2 separate regions of the Mus musculus genome follow, and region 2 is linked to region 1. A link is a contact called in ENCODE Hi-C data. All regions are on one chromosome and are shown on one strand. Each heading gives the region's core, a stretch centred on a gene start or an enhancer-like site at or near the end of the contact. The rest is flanking DNA. Distances are from core to core; before and after follow the strand shown.

Region 1 (2,700 bases), core at 65-2,564:
AATTTGCACACTGAGCTATCTCTTTGGTTGCTCCTGTTTATGTGTGCAGTGCTGTAAGATATCCCTAGGGCTTTGCACATGCTAAAAAAATTATTGCCACTGTTGTAGAAAACTAGTGACAAAATGCCAGGTGAGAAGCAACATTTCAAATCACAGTTTGAAGAGATACAGTCCATCACAGTCAGTTAGGCACAGTGAAGGAACTTGACGTGGTTGGTCACATCTACAATCAGGAAGCAGAGATGCATGAATGGACCTGCTCAGCTTCGTTACCTCTGTCTACCCTATATGTAACCATCGTACATGCTTCCACATAAAAGTCAGTCTACCCACCTCAGTTGACCAAACCTAAAAACACCCACTCAGAAATTTGATTTTTGGCAACATTCAACCCAGTCAGAATGATCATCGAGATTAACCATCACACACTGCAAACAGGGTGAGCATAAATTTAAGACCTGCATGTCTTAAGAAGCATGAACTAACACACACAGCTGACAATCATATCTGTGCTGGAAATGTCTTCCTTAGGGTAAGTATGTTGTTCTGAACTTGAGACACTCTAGACACACAGCACATCCTGTGGCCTGTGGAGCAGTGTAGTTTACAGGGAGGCAGTTCACAGTAGCTTGAGAGTTTGTGGACCTCAGAGTTCATGTTCAGGGTTGAATACCTCACTCTACGATTCACTGCTCTCACCACAAGGACAATACTGTTCAAACCACTTTAAGACATGGTTCCTAACAGAGCTGAGAGTAGACAAGGTGAACATGAAAACAGAAATGAGCAACTGGGGAGTGATGCACAATTTGTGGTACAAAAATATCATAAGCCCCCAAGGATATCCACACTGCCAAAGAGCTGGGGACTACCCTGGCTGAGTGTCACAGAGAGGTAGATGGTGTCTCCTTGTTCTATGCCTTCCAATACAAAGGTCTCAGTAGCTTGGACAATGGGACCAAGAAATAGGTAAGGAGTTTGACAATGAAGCACAGGTGACAAGTAAAACAGGACCACAGATCATTTTGTTCAGAACTTGGGCTGCTTGCAAAGATCAGCTCTAAACCCTCTTTGGCAAAGGTACAAAAAACACTCCCGAAACTGATGACATCAGGCTGTCTCAGGCTGTTTGTTCTTCAGAGTGGAAGGGGCCCCCATGCTGCTACCTCTATACAAGATGAAAGGAGATCCACAGGTGCTAGGCTGTAGCCCAAAAGGTGTTTGAAATTCCTGGAGGCATGTATGCAGATGGGTGTGGCTGGGCTCAGAGCTATAATGGTTTATAGAGAATAGGATCTGCTGTGAGAGGAGCATTTAGCACTCTTCACCATGAAGGGGACACTTCTTCTGCTGACCTTGCTGGTGACTGGAGAACTGACCTTCCATACAAGTGAGAGTGGTACCCTTGTTCACCCCATCTCAGTCCCATGGAGATATCTAACTGGGGCCCTGAGACAGACCTAGGTATCCTTAGGAGGACACAGGCAAGGAGCTGCAGAAGACAATTGATGCTTTCTGCTCTGAGTTAAAATTGTTGGGTTTGTGGGACGTGGAGACAGAGGTGTGCTTGTGATGACACTCATGACGAAGGGAACTTTTGTGCACAGTTGAAGCTGAGGCAAGTGTTGGGCTTATGTGAAGTTCAGATGTCAAGGTCTGTCCAGTCATGGATGTTTTTCTGCTAGTTCCGTATATCTCATGTAAACCATGTTGTTACTGTGAGGCTGAAGCCTTTGGGAGGGTTTGACTATGAGAAAAGTCAGTTAAGGCATTTGTAGATGCTACAAGGAACACCGAGTCTTGCTTTGACCATCCATTTGTTTTTTAACCGTATTTTTCTCTCTGTGTTTGCATCAGAAGCACGTGTTCCTTTTTTCAAAGGCTATGCAAGTGTTCTCTCTGGGAAAAGATTGTATCAAGAACTCCAGACATTCAATGCTACTGCAGAGGTAAAGGTGGCCTTAGAAAAAATCCAGGGCTGCTACAGAGAGGAAAGATTAAGAAACATATTTCTGGAACCCATATTAAGGCAATTTTCTGCCTACCTCCACTCACCCATGCAACAGATGCTGTAAGGCTGTGTACCAGTGATAAATGCAACCATTACTGCATGTCATGTCACCTGCAAATGAGAACTGAATCCCTTGCCCACCCTAGTATATGTAAAGCAGCATGCCAGGTACACAGCCAGCCTGTTCCTTGTACCATCCTGCAGTTCACTCCCACATGATGGGTAAACATGGGATTCTCACCAATAGTAGGAACAGGGGAGTCCTTGGGGTGGCATCTGCACAGGTTTGGTAGCCCCAGCTCTACTCTAAGATGCTTGAAATTTCTCTCCAGTGTCTATTTTGGAACATCTCTGGGGTCTATTATTCCCCAGCCATCAATGAATCCCATTTCTGGGGGCATCATCTCTGCTATAACAAAACCTCCCACCATGTCTAAAATGCCACTCCGACCCCAAAGAGTGCCTACAGTTGCTCACTACTGTTGTCTCTTGTCCTCTCTTGTTTCAAGCATAACTGGATGCAGAGATGTATATTTTGAACAGTGCAGCTCTCACCCTATTTCCCAAAGTATTTTACTTGAGTATCAGGTCTTGAAAAACCTCAGTGCTATCCAAAATGATTTTCCCCTCACAAGTCTACATGGAGGACATATTTTTAACATGACTACACAGCCAATGTGCCTGGAGAG
Region 2 (2,700 bases), core at 110-2,609, about 110 Mb before region 1:
GGATATCAGAAGAAATGAGCATTCAAGATACTTCCTCCTCAATTCCCTAGACGAATCTTTGCTTAAACACAACTAGGAGAAAGAGAAACCAATCCCTCTGAATGGGGAGGGCAGTGCCCTCACCTGCCCGCTCCAAGCCTCCTCCTCTCTCCCCTTCTCCCTCCTTTCTCCAGTCTAGTGCCTCTGCCTGGACAGTAGGGACAGAGCTGGCAGGGCTATGGCCCATACCCAGCCAAGATGCAATCCAGCCCAGGCAGCACTGTATACTCCCCGAACGGTGCAAGAGCCACCAGGTCCATGCTGTGGGTGCCGCTCACACAACACTCTATGTTGAAGAAAGTATTCAGGATAGCCAGCTTGCGCTTTCTGGTGTCCTCATCATCCTCGGTCCAGCTAGCCACCTGCTGACTTATCTCCTTCTTCAGGAACTCTCCAACACTGGCCATTGGGGTTTCAGATTCATTCAGGAATTCTCGGGTCCGCTCTATCAGTCCATAGAACAGACGGGCCATCTCTGTCATCAGCTCCAGGCTCACACTTGTTCCAGAGCTGGACCAGATCATGGAGGGCAGGGCCACGTGCCCTCCTGTATCCACAAGCTGGTTCTCTTCCGATAATTCTTTCTCCCCCAGGAGCCCGAATTCTGCAGCCAGCTGGAAGACAGGATTGTCCTGGGAGGGCCCATGGATCCAGTGTGCACCCAGCTCCACTACACCACCTAGGAGGGCACAGGAAATGCTACCTGGAGGCCCTCTCCCCAGAAAAAGCAGCCCCACCCTTTCGCAAGCATACTCTAGGAACACCTTGAGAGTCACATGGTCCCCTTGTATACCAGGACCAAGGGTCCTGTTCCTCAGGGTAAAGTAGTTCCTAAAGGCATGGCTTGGTCAGACCAGATTTCGGGAACTCCTGGGGAGGGGCGAGACAGCCTGTACAGGCTTCCTTCACTTAAGGAGAAACCCGAGAAACCCCAAAGCTGAGCAAAGCAACTGCGGGACCCTAGGTTGCCTTCCCTAGAGAGTACTCTCCTAACTTTAGGCAGTTGACTTTCCAGGCTCAGTGAACGGAGGGTGTGTTCCTTTACTCCGGGAGCCAAAAAAGGAAGGCTTCCTGGCTCAGTAGGAACCGGATGGGGTCTGGGGTCGACCAAGGAGCGGTTACCGAAGCAGCGTTCCGAGCGGATGCGGCCCCCGGCGCTGGCGGTGGCCTCCAGAACCCGCAGGTGTGGAGCAGCCCGGTGGCTGCAGAGCTTCTGCGCAGCGCCCAGCCCCGCGATGCCGCTGCCCACCACCAGCACCCGCGGGCCAGGGAACGCCATGGCTAGCTCAGGGTCCTCCAGAGACCTGGCCTTAGGCGCCTTAGCAGAGGCGGGCGGGGCGGGGCCAGAGGCGGGGAAGAAGGCGGGGTTGTGTAGAAAGGAGCGAGTGAGTGTGCGTGGGACTGGAGGTGGGACGAGGGGCGGGGCCTATGGGGAGCAGAGGAGGGGCCAAGACGGGAGGAAAGCCTTGGTGAACATTCGGAACTGGACTGAAGGAGAGGAGATGGATGTCCCTTGGCCTTCACTGTGTGGTCCACGTAGGCTTGCGGCTCCCAGAAGCGCTCAAGCTCCAAGTGCTCTGAGCAGCCCTCCTCCTGTTTGGACCCGCCTATAGTCTACTTAAGAAGGGTGTGGCTGTAGCTACTACTAGGCAGTGTGAGCCTAGAACCCCATAGAGATGCATAGTCTTCCAGAAGCATCCTTCCTGGTTCGTATCAGAGCATAGAGTGCGCCATAGCTCTAGTCTCCTTTCCACTGGCCTGTCGGCTCACAGTGAATCAACCCGCTTAGAAGATAAGTTCTGTCCTGTAACCATGCTGACCCAAAGCACAAAGACAGGGATCTTGTAAGCTAAGAACACTGTTTTGGCCAACCACTCAGCAGGCTGAGGGGCAAAAATGTCCTTGACCAACGTACTTGATCCCCTCATTCACTCAGAGCTACTAGCTGTGGTATAGAGAAATAAAACTCACTGGTTGTATGCTATGGGGAGGGGGTGATGGCTCTGACATAGATGGGAACTGGGCATAAATCCGCGTCTGAAGAGGATATATGGTAAGGGCAGGAGGCACATGCCCTCCCCTCAGCTACAAAACATCACTCTTGTTCACTTTCTAAGTTAGAGTGTTTAACTGGATCTTGGGAGTTGGGAGTTGAAGCTGCCCTCCCAAGCAAAGATACCAAAAGCATCCCACCCTACATTGAGGAAACTAACCTGGAGACAAAGAGCTACCTGGTCTGGTTCATTAAAAATGCCAGTCTTTAATACTCACTATTTTCCTCTACACAGTTTTAAAACTTCTAACAAGTTGGTTTCACAAGACATAGAAAATCAAGTTGGAGCAGACATGAAAACTTCCCTCCTGCTTGCTAGTTTGCATAGTGTCAAAAGCTGCTATGCAGGCTGCTGTAGGAAAAAAGTTATCAGCGGCATTGCTCTGTGTCAATTCCCACATGCTACAGGACTGTCAGGGACCTTCTGCTGTTTTGCTAAATGATCCTGTTATCAGACTGCCTTTTAAATGTTGGGTTTTGCCTTTAAAATGTTGGGTTTTCATGCTTCTCTCAACCTTGGCCAGAGGTGCTTCTTCTGCAGTGAGCAGCAACTAGTACAGAGACTCACAACTAGTCCGCGAGCTGAGAATAAGTGACCTATGAGTGTA

The links. Hi-C counts contacts between places; a loop is a spot of excess contacts on that map.
Region 2: a loop to region 1 is called in a map of T-helper 17 cell, with 1635 times the contacts of the local background. The contact joins the promoter of Paox here to the promoter of Scgb2b6 in region 1. A Hi-C loop is called at or near these places in 5 of 37 maps with a recorded cell type or tissue (T-helper 1 cell, T-helper 17 cell, T-helper 2 cell and 1 more).

What each region holds. Positions count from the first base shown.
Region 1 is chr7:31,618,156-31,620,855 of GRCm38, reverse strand. It overlaps Scgb2b6 (secretoglobin, family 2B, member 6), which reads left to right and starts at 1,314. Exons shown (of 3, transcript NM_001378690.1): 1 at 1,314-1,390; 2 at 1,858-1,949. The coding sequence starts at 1,330.
Region 2 is chr7:140,124,344-140,127,043 of GRCm38, reverse strand. It overlaps Paox (polyamine oxidase (exo-N4-amino)), which reads right to left and starts at 1,359. Exons shown (of 7, transcript NM_153783.4): 1 at 1,162-1,359; 2 at 229-718. The coding sequence starts at 1,318.